Linked DNA regions of Homo sapiens: region 2 is linked to region 1. Evidence: chromatin contacts called from ENCODE Hi-C or POLR2A ChIA-PET data. All regions are on one chromosome and are shown on one strand. The core of a region is the stretch at or near the end of the contact, and the rest is flanking DNA. Distances in the headings are between cores, read along the strand shown. Region 1 has its middle 110 kb from the start of SPATS2L. Region 2 overlaps SPATS2L (spermatogenesis associated serine rich 2 like).

Region 1 (6,112 bases), core at 3,333-5,832:
CTATGTAAATGGAGAGGATGTTACTTGGTGTGTGTGATCCATGTAAATGCAGAGGATGAATGTGAAGTTACAAAGTGTAAATGGAGAAGATGTTACTTGGTGTGTGTGGTCTATGTAAATGGAGAGGGTGAATGTAAAGTTAGAAAGTGTAAATGGTGTAAATGGAGACAATGAAGTGAAGTTACAAAGCCATTCACATTCCTGTCATTGCTGAAGCGCTTCCATTTGATTTAGTTCTAGGAAGTCAGCATGGATCAACCTTACGTTCCCTGTCTCCAGGCCTTACTCTCCTGCCTCAGTGTGACCTTAGATTGTCTGTTTGTGCTCTTTCAGACTTTTTGGTGTAGGCATTTAATGCTATAATTTTTCCTCTTAGCACCACTTTTGCTGTATTCCAGAGGTTTTGATAGGTTGTGTCACTATCATCATTGAGTTCAAAGTTCAAACTTTTAAATTTCCATCTTGATTTTATTGTTGACGCAATGATCATTCTGGAGCAGGTTATTTAATTTGCACGTATGTGCATGGTTTCGAGGGTTCCTTTTTGAGTTAATTTCTAATTTTATTCCACTGTGGTCTGAGAGAGTACTTGATATAATTTCAACTTCCTTAAATTTACTGAGACTTGTTTTGTGCCCTATTATATGGTCTGTCTTGGAGAAGGCTGCATGTATTGATGAATAGAGTATATATTCTGCAGTTGTTGTGTAGAATGTTCTGTAAATATCTGTTAAGTCCATTTGTTGGAGGGTATAGTTTAGGTCCGTTGTTTCTTTGTTGACTTGCTCTCTCAACGACCTGTCTAGTGCTGTCAGTGGGGTATTCAAGTCACCCACTATTACTGTGCTGCCATCTATTTCATTTTTTGGTCTAGTAATAATTGTTCTATAAATTTGAGATCTCCAATATTAGGTGCATATATATTTAGGATTGTGATATTTTCCTGTTGGACTAGTCCTTTTATTGCTATATAATATTCCTCTTTTTTTAACTGCTGCTGCTTTAATGTTTGTTTTGTCTGATATAAGAACAGCTATTCCTGCTCACTTTTCATGTCCATTTGCATGGAATATGTCAAGGATGAGCCCAAAAGCTCACCAACCAAGCAAGTAATTACTCTGAACCCCCTTGGGCACTCTCTAATTGGATGTCCTGAGTCCTCCCAATTCTTAGTCCTTTAATACCTGTTTTTCTCCTTCTCTTATTCAGACCTTGTGTCTTCATTTTAGTTTCTCAATTCATACAAAACCACATCCAGGCAATCACCAATCATTCTATATGACAAATGCTCCTTTTAACAACCCCACAATATCGCCCCTTACCACAAAATCTTCCTTCAGCTTAATCTCTCCCACTCTAGGTTACCACGCTGCCCTAATCCTGCTTGAAGCAGCCCTGAGAAACATCGCCCACTATCTCTCCATACCACTCCCAAAAAATTTTCACCACCCCAACACTTCAACTATTTTGTTTTATTTTTCTTAGTAATATAAGACGGCAGGAATGTCAGGCCTCTGAGCCCAAGCTAAGCCATCATATCTCCCGTGACCTGCAGGTATATATCCAGATGGCCTGAAGTAACTGAAGAATCACAAAAGAAGCGAAAATGGCTGGTTCCTGCCTTAACTGATGACATTACCTTGTGAAATTCCTTCTCCTGGCTCAGAGGCTCCCCCACTGAGCACCTTGTGACCCCTGCCCCTGCCTGCCGGAGAACTCCCCCCTTTGACTGTAATTTTCCACTACCTAACCAAATCCTATAAAATGGCCCCACCCCTATCTCCTTTCACTGACTCTCTTTTTGGACACAGCCTGTCTGCACCCAGGTGAAATAAACAGCCTTGTTGCTCACACAAAGCCTGTTTGGTGGTCTCTTCACATGGACTCGTGTGATACAATATCCTTTTCCACCCCTTTACTTTAAGTTTATGTGAGTCCTTATGTGTTAGGTGACTCTCCTGAAGACAGCAGAAACTTGGTTGGTGAATATTTATCCATTCTGCCATTCTGTATCTTTTAAGTGGAGCATTTAGGCCATTGACATCCAACATTAATATTGAGATGTGAGGTACTATTCTACTCATCATGCCATTTATTGCCTGAATACCTTGTTTTTATTTTTTTCATTGTGTTATATAGGTCCTGTGAGATTTATGCTTTAAGGAGGTTCCATTTTGATGTATTTTGAGGATTTGTTTCAAGATTTAGAGCTCCTTTTAGCAGTTCTTGTAGTGCCAGTTTGGTGGTGGTGAATTGTCTCAGAATTTGTTTGTCTGGAAAAAACTGTATCTTTCCTTCATTTTTGAGGCTTAGTTTCACTGGATACAAAATTCTTGGCTGATAATTGTTTTGTTTAAGGAGGTTAAAACTAGAACCTCAAACCCTCCTAGTTTGTAGGGTTTCTGCTGAGAAATCTGTTGTTAGTCTGATAGGTTTTCATTTATAGGTTACATGACGCTTTTGCCTCACAGCTCTTAAGATTCTTTCCTTTATCTTGACTTTAGATAACCTGAAGACTATGTGCCTAGGCAATGATCTTTTTGTGATGAATCTCTTTGAGCTTCTTGTATTCTGATTTCTAGATCCCAGCAAGGCTGTGGAAGGTTTCCGTTATTATTCCCTCAATATGTTTTCCAGATTTTAGATTTCTCTTCTTCCTTGGGAACACCAATTATTCTTAGGTTTGAACACTTAACATAGTCCGAAACTTCTTAACTTCTTGGAGGCTTTGTTCATTTGTTTTTGTTTTTGCTTTTGTTTTTGAGATGGGGTTTTGCTCTTGCCACCCAGGCTGGAGTGCAATGGCACAATTTTGGCTCACTGAAACCTCCACCTCTCGGGTTCAAGCAATTCTCTTGCCTCAGCCTCCCAAGTAGCTGGGATTACAGGTGCCTACCACTGCGCCCAGCTAATTTTTGTATTTTTAGTAGAGATAGGGTTTCACCATGTTAGCCAGGCTCATCTTGAACTCCTGACCTCAGGTGACCCATCCACTTTGGCCTCCCAAAGTGTCAGGATTACAGGTGTGAGCGACTGCACCTGGCCTGTTTATTTTTTTTTAAATTCTTTTTTCTTTGTCCTTGATGGATTGAGTTAATTCAAAAGCCTTGTCTTCAAGATTGAAAGTTCTTTCTTCTGCTTGTTGGATTCTATCACTGAGATTTTCCAGTGCATTTTGCATTTCTCTAAGTGTGTCCTTGATTTCCAGAAGTTGCAAAGTTTTTTTATTTATGCCATCTACTTCACTGAAGGTTTTTCTTTTCATATCCTGTATCATGTTTTTGATTTCAAGTTGTACTTCATCTTTCTGTGGTGCCTCCTTGATTAGCTTAATAATTGGTCTTCTGAATTATTTTTCTGCCAATTCAGAAAGAGCCTGAGAGCCGAACTGCTGTGATTGGTTTTGCTCTTCTGGGTCTGGCCCCAGCACAGCTACTGGGCTCCTGGCTGGTACTGGTGAGTGTCTGCAAAGAGTCCTGTGGTGTGATCCATCTTCAGGTCTTTCAGCTGTGGATACCAGCACCTGCTCCAGTGGAGGAAGCAGGGAAGTGAAGTGGACTCTGTGAGGGTCTTTGGTTGTATTTTTTTTCAGTGCACTGGTTTTGTGTTGGTTGGCCTCCAGCCAGGAGGTGGCGCTTTCAAGAGTGCATCAACTGTGGTACTACAGGCAGGAAGCAAAGTTGCCCTAGGGTGGCCTGGTTACATATTCAGGTTTCTGAGGCGGTGGGCAGGGCCATAGAGCTCCCAAGAGATTATGTCCTTTGTCTTCAACAACCAGGGTGGGTAGAGAAAGACCACCAGGCTGGAGCAGGGATACATGTGTCTGAGCTCAGACTCTCCTTGGGTGGGGCATGCTGCAGCTGCTGTAGGGGCTGGGGGCGTGGCTCCCAGGCCAATGGAGTTTTGTTCCCAGGGGGATTATGGCTGCCTCTGCTGAGTCACACAGGTTGCCAGGGAAGTGGGGTAAAGCTGGCAGTCACCGGCCTCACCCTGCTGCCACACAGCCTGTAGTCCTAAGGGCTGGTCTCACTCCCACTGTGCTCCTCCAACTGCATCAAGTCCAGGCAGCCAGTGACCAGGCCTGAGAACTTGCCCCAGACCATGAGCCTCCCTGCTGAGAAAGCAAGCAGACTCACAGCTTTTTGGCATCTGGGGAGCCTGCAGAGGTGATCCAATTCCTTCAAAGGGTCTGTGGATTCTCTTGGCTTTCCAGGTATGTTGCTGTGGTAGTTCATGGAGCAAAAGTTCACAATATGAGTCTCCACATGCTGCTCTGTCTGTCCAAGAGGGAGCTGCAAGCTAGTCCTGCCTCCTATCTGCCATCTTAATCCTGTACCATATTTTCTTTATCCATTCATCTACTTACAGACCTTTAGGTTGGTTTCATATCTTGGCTATTGTGAACAATGCTGCAATGTTCACAGGAGTGCAGAGAGTCCTTTGACACATTGATTTCAGTTCCTTTGGGTATATATCCAAAAGTGGGATTACTGCATTGCATAGTAGTTCTGCTTTTAGTTTTCTGAGGAACCTCCATACTGCTTACCAAAGTGGCTGTACCAATTTACATTCCCACCAACAGTATATAAGGGTTCCCTTTTTGTACTTCCTTTTCAATACTTATCTCGAGCTTTTTGGTAAAAGCCATTCGAAAAGCTGTGATGTCTCATTGTGGTTTTAACTTGCATTTCCCTAATGATTAGTGGTGCTGAGAATTTTTCATATACCTATTACCATTTGTATGTCTTCTTTTGAAAATTGGTCAGTCAGGTCCTTTAGCCAATTTTCAGCTGGCTTATTTATTTTCTTGCTGTTGAGTTGTTTGGCTTCCTTATATATTTTGGGTATTAACTTCTTCTTAGATGTATGGTTTGTAAATATTTTCCCTCATTCTGTGGGTTGTCTCTTCACTCTTTTAATTGTTCTCTTTGCTGTGCGGGAACTTGTTAGCTTGACGCCATCAATGTGTCTACTTTTACTTTTGTTCCCTGTACATTTGGAATCCTATCCAAAAAATCACTGCCCGGACCAATGTAGTGGAGCTTTCCCCCTGGGTTTTCTTCTGGAAGTTTTAAAGTTTCAGGTCTTAGATTTAAGTCTTTAATCCATATTGAGCTGACTTTTGTATATGGTGTAAGGTTCTAATATCAAGATAAAGGTCTAATATCATTCTTCTGTATGTGGATATCTAGTTTTTCAACAACATTTATTGAAGATATTTTCCTTGCGCCATTGTGTTTTTTTTTTTGGCACTTTTGTCAAAAATCAGGCTGGGTGTGCTGGCTCACACCTGCAATCTCAGCACTTTGGGAGGCCAAGGCTAGCGGATCACCTGAGGTCAGGAGTTCGAGACCAGCCTGGCCAACATGGTGAAAACCAGTCTCTACTAAAAATACAAAATTAGCCAGGCATGGTGGTGCATGCCTATAATCCCAGCTAATTGGGAGGCTGAGGCAGAATTGCTTGAACCCGGGAGGTGGAGGTTGCAGTGAGCCGAAATCATGCCACTGTACTCCAGCCTGGGTGACAAGAGTGAAACTGTCAAAAAAAAAAAAAGCCAAAAGAAAAAAAAAATCGACTGTAAATTTTTGGGTTTATTTCTGGGCTTTCTATCCTGATCAATGTGTCTGTTCTTACACAGTTTCATGCTGTTTTGATTATAATCCCTTTATAGGATATTTTGAAATCAAGGAATGTAATGCCTCCAGCTTCGTTCTTTTTGCTCAAGGTTATTTTGGCTATTTGGCATCTCACAATCAAACTTTTTAAAGAATTGTCTACATTTGCTGTTACCATTTCTACACTAAGGATAAGAATATGCGATATCCTTGAACCGCCAGGCTACTGAAAATTATCTTGCCCAAATTCTTGTTGTGAAATCTTAAGGACATTTTTCAGTTGTTGCTTTGCTCTATTTTTTCAAAAATGTTTTTCTCTTTTCTTTTAGCTACAGTTACCTGATTTTTCTTTTATATCTTTGACTGCTTCTTCTCACACATCATTACAATCTTTCCTTTTCTACTCATTCCTTAAATATTAGTAGCCCTAAGAAATCTTTTCTTGGCAGTCTGATATTCTTCCTCTAAACTCTATAGACAATGTCCCCTACTTT
Region 2 (6,166 bases), core at 3,407-5,906, 270 kb before region 1:
AGCAGTAAGGACGCAATGGATTAAGCTCCTTTACAAGGGAAAGATTTCTGAACTCCTCAAGGTCAGTAATAGCCAACACTCATTGAGTGCTTACCATGCACTGAATGGGGTTTCTCACCATGCACTACCTCATTTAACATCAGAATCACCCTTTAAGTTAGTTGCTATTATGTGCTTCGTTTTATAGATGAGGATAAGGAGTTTCAGGGACTTGCCCAAGGTCTATCTACAGTTGGGAAATGGTGGAGCTATTCCCGCTTTATATACTATCTCCTGACAAGACTCTTAAGTTGTAACATAAACATAAACCTTTTTTGAAAATCAAACCTCTTAAGAAAACATGAAATTTTATGAGTTACAAATATATAAGGTTCTTCATTTGTGCACTGTGACTGGATGGTATAGGTTTAGGGCAGACCAACCCCCAATAATTCAGAGCCTAGAGCAAGAGTACAAATGTAGGTCCATACATCTGTTAAAGGAAAATAAATCTTGGGGCCCCCAAATCACTAAGCTGAAGGGAAAAGTCAAGCTGGGAACTGCTTAGGGCAAACCTGGCTCCCATTCTATTCAAAGTCACCCCTCTGCTCACTGAGATAAATGCATATCTGACTGTCTCATTTGGAGAGGCTAATCAGAAACTCAAAAGAATACAACCATCTGTCTTTTATCTGCCTAAGACCTGGAAGCCCCCTCCTCGCTCCCAGTTGTCCGCCTTTGCCTCCAGTAGTCCCACCTTTCTGGACTGAACTGATATTCACCTTACACAAATGGATTGATGTCTCATGTCTCCCTAAAATGTACAAAACCAAGCTGTGCCCCACCACCTTGGGCACATGTCATCAGACCTTCTGAGGCTGTGTCACGGGTGCACGTCCTCAACCTTGGCAAAATAAACTTTCTAAGTTATCTGAGACCTGTCTCAGATTTTTGGGGTTCACACACCATATGTCTGAATACTGTCTTTTCCTATCTCTGGCTCCATCCCACATTGTAAGGGGCCTTGCACACACAAATGTGGACATTCCAGCCTGCACACCTAAGCATCGCCTCCACTCCCACCCTTCCAGCGGATGGGTGTGAAAACTGGCAGTGTTGTTCATCTTCAAGATGATGTATACAGGAAAGTGGTCCAGGCAGATCCTGTGAGCAGGCTTGGGCCCACTTGGGAAGAGTAACCCAGGATCTCGAGTACTGACTGGCAGCATGCTTCAGAACAAAGAGTGTAGATTCCAGTGGCCCTGTCTCCTTGGTCTCTCTGATTCCTTACTCTGTAGAGAGGGCCATGGCTGCGGGAGGGTCAAGAAGTTACTTGAAAACACAGGGCCCGGTCCAAGGGCCATTCTTGCCTGGGTCTACAGTGTTCTGACTTAGATATTTGAGTGGATTTCAACTTAAATGAGCCATTACCTAAACTGCTAAACCAGAGAACTGAAGAAGTATCTACATAGATAGTACTTAATCTGGCCTCCTTTGTTTTTAAAGAAATTATGAAAAAGGGAAACTCTTAGACTAAATTTTAGACTTAATTATCAGCATGGTATTTAATAATGAACAGAGAGGCCAGGCATGGTGGCTCATGCCTGTAATCTCAGCACTTTGGGAGGCTGAAGCAGGTGGATCGCTTGAGCCCAGGAATTTGACAGCAACATGACAAAACCCCATCTCTACAAAAATTATACAAAAAAATTTAGTCAGGCGTGGTGGCACGTGCCTGTAGTCCCAGCTACCCTGCAGGCTGAGCCTGGTGGATTGTTTGAGCCCAGGAGGTTGAGGCTGCAGTGGGCCGAGATTGTGCCAAAAAAAAGAAAAAAAAAAGAACAAAAACTGTGAAGATATATTTAGACTACAAGTAAAAACAGATTTGATTATGATCTTTAACTAATGAGATTATAACATGCTCCTTGTCAAAGTGCTATCTTAAAGCTCATGAAGACTTCAGGGCCTGAGAAAACACCTGTCAATATCATTAATAAGAATTCTCAAAGGCTGAGACAGCAAAACCCAACAAGACACCTGTTAGAAAACCACCATTTTTAAAGTCTTACAAAAAAAAAAAAGAAAAGACTTTTTCTTGGAGATGATAAAAGGTATCTTAGGTATCTTTATAGCATGCCCAACTTCTATATCATCAGATCCTTTATTTTTATTTTTATTTTTTTTTGAGATGGAGTCTCACTCTGTTGCCCAGGCTGAAGGGCAGTGGTGCGATCTTGGCTCACTGAAACCTCCGCCTCCCGGGTTCAAGCAATTCTCCTGCCTCAGCCTCCCGAGTAACTGGGATTACAGGCACCCGCCACCATGCCTGGCTAAATTTTGTGTTTTTAGTAGAGACAGGGTTTCACCATGTTGGTCAGGCTGGTCTCAAACTCCTGACCTCAAGTGATCTGCCCACCTTGGCCTCCCAAAGTGCTGGGATTATAGGAGTGAGCCATTGCATCCGGCAGATCCCAATTTTTTGTTAATTCTCTAAGGATAAGGGGGAAATCACCTCCAAAAGATATAGTGGAGAAGCAGAAGGAGAGAAGGAAGATGGTTCTTTGGACACTTGTGTCTTTAGACATCATAATAGATAAGAATGAAGAATGCCATTTTGAAATGTATTCTCCTTACTGAAATCCCAAGAGAAGAGAAGACTGCACTAACTTTAGCCTCTTATTGATCAGCTAAACATAAATGGGGATTAAAATATCTTAAAAAACAAATGCCAGATTTCCTCTCATTAGTAGTTTAGTAGGTTCCGAGTCTTGTTCCAGAGTCTCTGTGGGTCCCTTCCACGTGTGGGCTGGTTTCGGGGCCCCAGGGATGGTGGCAGTCCTAGCCATGAGAAGAACTGTGTCACTGGGGTGGACTCTGCTCACGTGGTCAAGAGTGCATGCAGGCCACTTCCTCCACATGGGAAAGCACCTGGCAGGCATGGATGAGAGCGACCAGGGGAGTTCCCAAGAGGCCAGCTGGGCAGTGCTGCTGGGTGGGGAGTGGGTGAGGGCAGGTGGCGGGAGCCTGAGTGTGACCCCAGGAGGCCCAGAATCTAGTAGTTGCTGTTTTCTTCCTCTGGAAACAGGTTTTTTTTTTTTTTTCCTCTGGCACCCTGCACCAGTGTCGGCTTACCTGCTTGTTGGCCGGCATGGTCTGGTGAGAGGGGTCGGCGGTGCTGGGGAGACTGCTCACCATTTTGGGGTTTGCCGCTTTGCCTTCAGAGGGCTTATTGTGAGTGGATGATTTTCGGGAAAAGTTACTCTGTTTCCCAGAGGTTGCTGCGTGCGCATTCAGCAGAGGCAGCAGGGAGCTGCAGGGAGTTCTTGAGGAATAGTTGTTCTTTGGATGTGTAACTGCAATAATAAAGTGCTCAGTGTTACGAGCTGCACCTCCAACACTGCTGCCTCAGTAACCCATTAGGAAGCGCTAGAAGATGAAGAAACTGGCCAGGAGCTCCACAAAAACATTAAAAAGTTTTCTTTTGAAAGATGTTATTTGAAAGGGCATCTTGGTGCTTAAGAGAACAACCAAATTTCTTTTGTGGGAATCACTGAACTGTGATTACAGCATAATCATCCAAGTTGGGAGACATTTGTAGGAAATAAGACATATCTGACCAACTTAAATATTATTCTTTAGGTCAAGAACCACCAAGGGAAAAGAGATAATGAAACCTCAAGGTTCCCTCTCTGGCCCTGTCTGCAAATGTACTCTGCCTCGTAGAGTCCCCATTACCAAACCTGTTCTCACTTCCCTGATCAGTTCCCTGGACCAACTGGTACTGCAGACACAGAAAGATTGGGAGCTATGCGGACACTCTGGCCTGTCAGATCCACGATGTTCTGAGAGCTTGGGAATGGGGTGATGTTGGATGTTAGGAATTCTGTTACTCTGGGTCATGCATATCCCCCAAACACAGGGCCAGGCCCGCCAGCCCCTAAGGCATCTTGTATATTTCATTAGTGCTCCATCATCACACCTTTAATCAGCCCCGTTTTCTGCAGCCTCACTGCAGATGTGCACCACTTCCAAGGTTACAGGCAAGGCAGGCTGATCAGGCGGACACCCGTCAGAGCTCAGGGCTCAGGGCTCAGGGCTCAGGCAGGTCTGCTCAGCGTTTATTATGACCATTCCCCCTGGTTTTGAAAGTGGTGGTTTCTGCTGGGATGATTTCTATGTGATTACACTGAATCAGAACTGGAGGGAATCAATTCAAGGATAAAGCCCTGACTTCCCTCTCACAGTTCACCAGAATCTGACTGCCAGCTAGACCTTTCTTTGAGGCTTAAAACTGTCACCAATTTTTGAAAGCAACTTTGTCTGCTCTCTTTGTTGGATCAGATTTAATCCCAGGGTTCTGCTAGAGGACTAGGCGGGACCAGTAAGAATCACAATACAGGAGAAATGGAAAGGCCAGGGACACATCCCCAGTCCCTTCAGTGTACTGGGAAGGTGTGACAGCAAGCTGGGGCTGTCCAAATGTGACCAGGGGATTTCCGTGGCTCCTATGCTCACCAGATTCAGTTTCATGGGGTCATTATTGTCTGCAGATCAGGGACCACTATTTCCGGTTCAGTACCTGTGGGTTCTCAATGTGCTCTCAACAAAGCTGAGAAGGAAGGGCCTTTGGATGATTACGGTGTCTGTCTTTCAGAATGGACACCTGGAATTTAGTAAGGGACCATTTCTCCCACTAGATGGCACTTGAAGTGCTCAGGAGGAAAGGAGGTGAAGGGGCACCTCTCCATCGCCCCGAGATCGGTGGTGACAGGGCATCGCTCAGCATCACTGTCTTGCTCATTGAGGGCTGAAGTGGAAAAGAGGGTGGGCAGTTCCCTTTTTTAGAGGTGGGGCAAAAGCTGGGGATAGAGAATGGCAAATAGGTAGATTCTTTCATAAGGAAGAGTACAGGGGGGAACAATAATTTTTAAAAATGCAGTCAGAAAATCAAATAATTGGCAAGGATGTGTGGACAAGGATGCTCGCAGCAGTGTTAATTAATTAATTAATTAATTTTTTGAGATGGAGTCTCGCTCTGTCGCCCAGGCTGGAGTGCAGTGGTGCGATCTCCACTGACTGCAATCTCTGCCTCCCGGGTCCAGGTTCAAGTGATTCTCCTGCCTCAGCCTCCCAAGTAGCTGGGCTTACAGGCACCTGCCACCACGCCCAGCTAATTTTTGCACTTTTAGTAGAGATGGGGGTTTTACCATATTGGCTAGGCTGGCCTCGAACTCCTGGCCTCAGGTGATCAGAGTGTTATTTTAATGGTGAAAAACTGCAAGCAATCTAAATGCAGCAACCAGAAGACCGGTGACATCTATTATATTTAGAGAAATGACTGGTTAAATATATTGATATGAAAAAATGTCTACCATAGATTGTGAAGTGATAAAAGCAAATTGTGTTACTATATATGTATGCAGTGTAGTACAGTATAGTTAATTCTATCATAATAGGAAGTGCAGCCAAATCTTAATTTTTCAGCTGACTGCGAGGCTGTGGGTTTCCACGTCATTGACTAGTCCTTTCCTCCTTGTGGCCGTCCTTAAAGCCGCTTCAGTGCTCATTCCCACCTCCCCTTGTGGGTGGGCTGGTGTAGGGGGAAAATATAGCAGCCAATTTTGTTGCACATTAGCTGCTCTAATTAAGGCTTAATAGGGAACAAGACTAAAGCTAATGGCTGAGTGAAGTCTTTCATTATCTGCAGCCTCACTCAGCACAGAGAACCGAGGGTGGAGGCTCAGGGCACTGCTGAGGGGCTCGCATAACAGCTGGGCCCTGCACAACAATAACTGATTGTTCCCAGACATGTTAGGAAGACTCACTCTCTCTGCCTAACGAGTTTCTGTAGAACCAGGGCTGTTTGAAATCAGAGAAGCAGTTTAACTGGCAGTGCTTAATAAAAGTTTGCAAAAGGTATCAACTAGTTGACCTGTTCTGTTCCACTTAATAAATCCTGGGGAATTACTGATGGGCAGTGGCATTTGAAGACTCTAGGTTCAAATCTCGACATTTCTGGTGACTTGTGTCATGAGCTTAGATCATTAAATCTCTTTAGACCTCACGTTAGCCCCCTGGGGGGACTGCACACCTGACATTTCCAATAGCAACTCCAAATAGCACCAAGGTTACTCACACAGAATTATTCAGCAAATATGCAAAACTCACTTTCTCCGCAGAGCATGAT

What was found. A loop is a pair of places that touch in the nucleus more often than their neighbours do. ChIA-PET counts read pairs that join two places held with the same protein, here RNA polymerase II (POLR2A). Pooled maps may share reads with other maps.
Region 2: a map with no recorded cell type shows a loop between it and region 1 (5-fold over the local background). The contact joins two enhancer-like sites. A Hi-C loop is called at or near these places in 13 of 37 single-sample maps with no recorded cell type and 11 of 50 pooled maps. POLR2A ChIA-PET finds 5 or more read pairs at or near these places in 2 of 52 experiments (BJ and HCT116).

The regions. Positions count from the first base shown.
Region 1 is chr2:200,197,646-200,203,757 of GRCh38, reverse strand. No RefSeq gene overlaps it. Among named protein-coding and RNA genes, the nearest start is that of SPATS2L, 110 kb to the left of the region's middle. RefSeq lists an enhancer at 1-540. Within about 2 kb of position 4,582, at least 2 of the 41 ENCODE cell types and tissues checked have a DNase peak (open chromatin) inside an H3K27ac peak, as active enhancers do.
Region 2 is chr2:200,469,998-200,476,163 of GRCh38, reverse strand. It overlaps SPATS2L (spermatogenesis associated serine rich 2 like), which reads right to left. Exons shown (of 13, transcript NM_001100423.2): 11 at 6,148-6,166; 12 at 3,112-3,332. LOC101927741 (a long non-coding RNA gene) reads left to right here. Exons shown (of 7, transcript XR_007088047.1): 2 at 1-61. Among named protein-coding and RNA genes, the nearest start is that of KCTD18, 37 kb to the left of the region's middle. RefSeq lists enhancers at 2,917-3,066, 4,382-4,561. Within about 2 kb of position 4,656, at least 2 of the 41 ENCODE cell types and tissues checked have a DNase peak (open chromatin) inside an H3K27ac peak, as active enhancers do.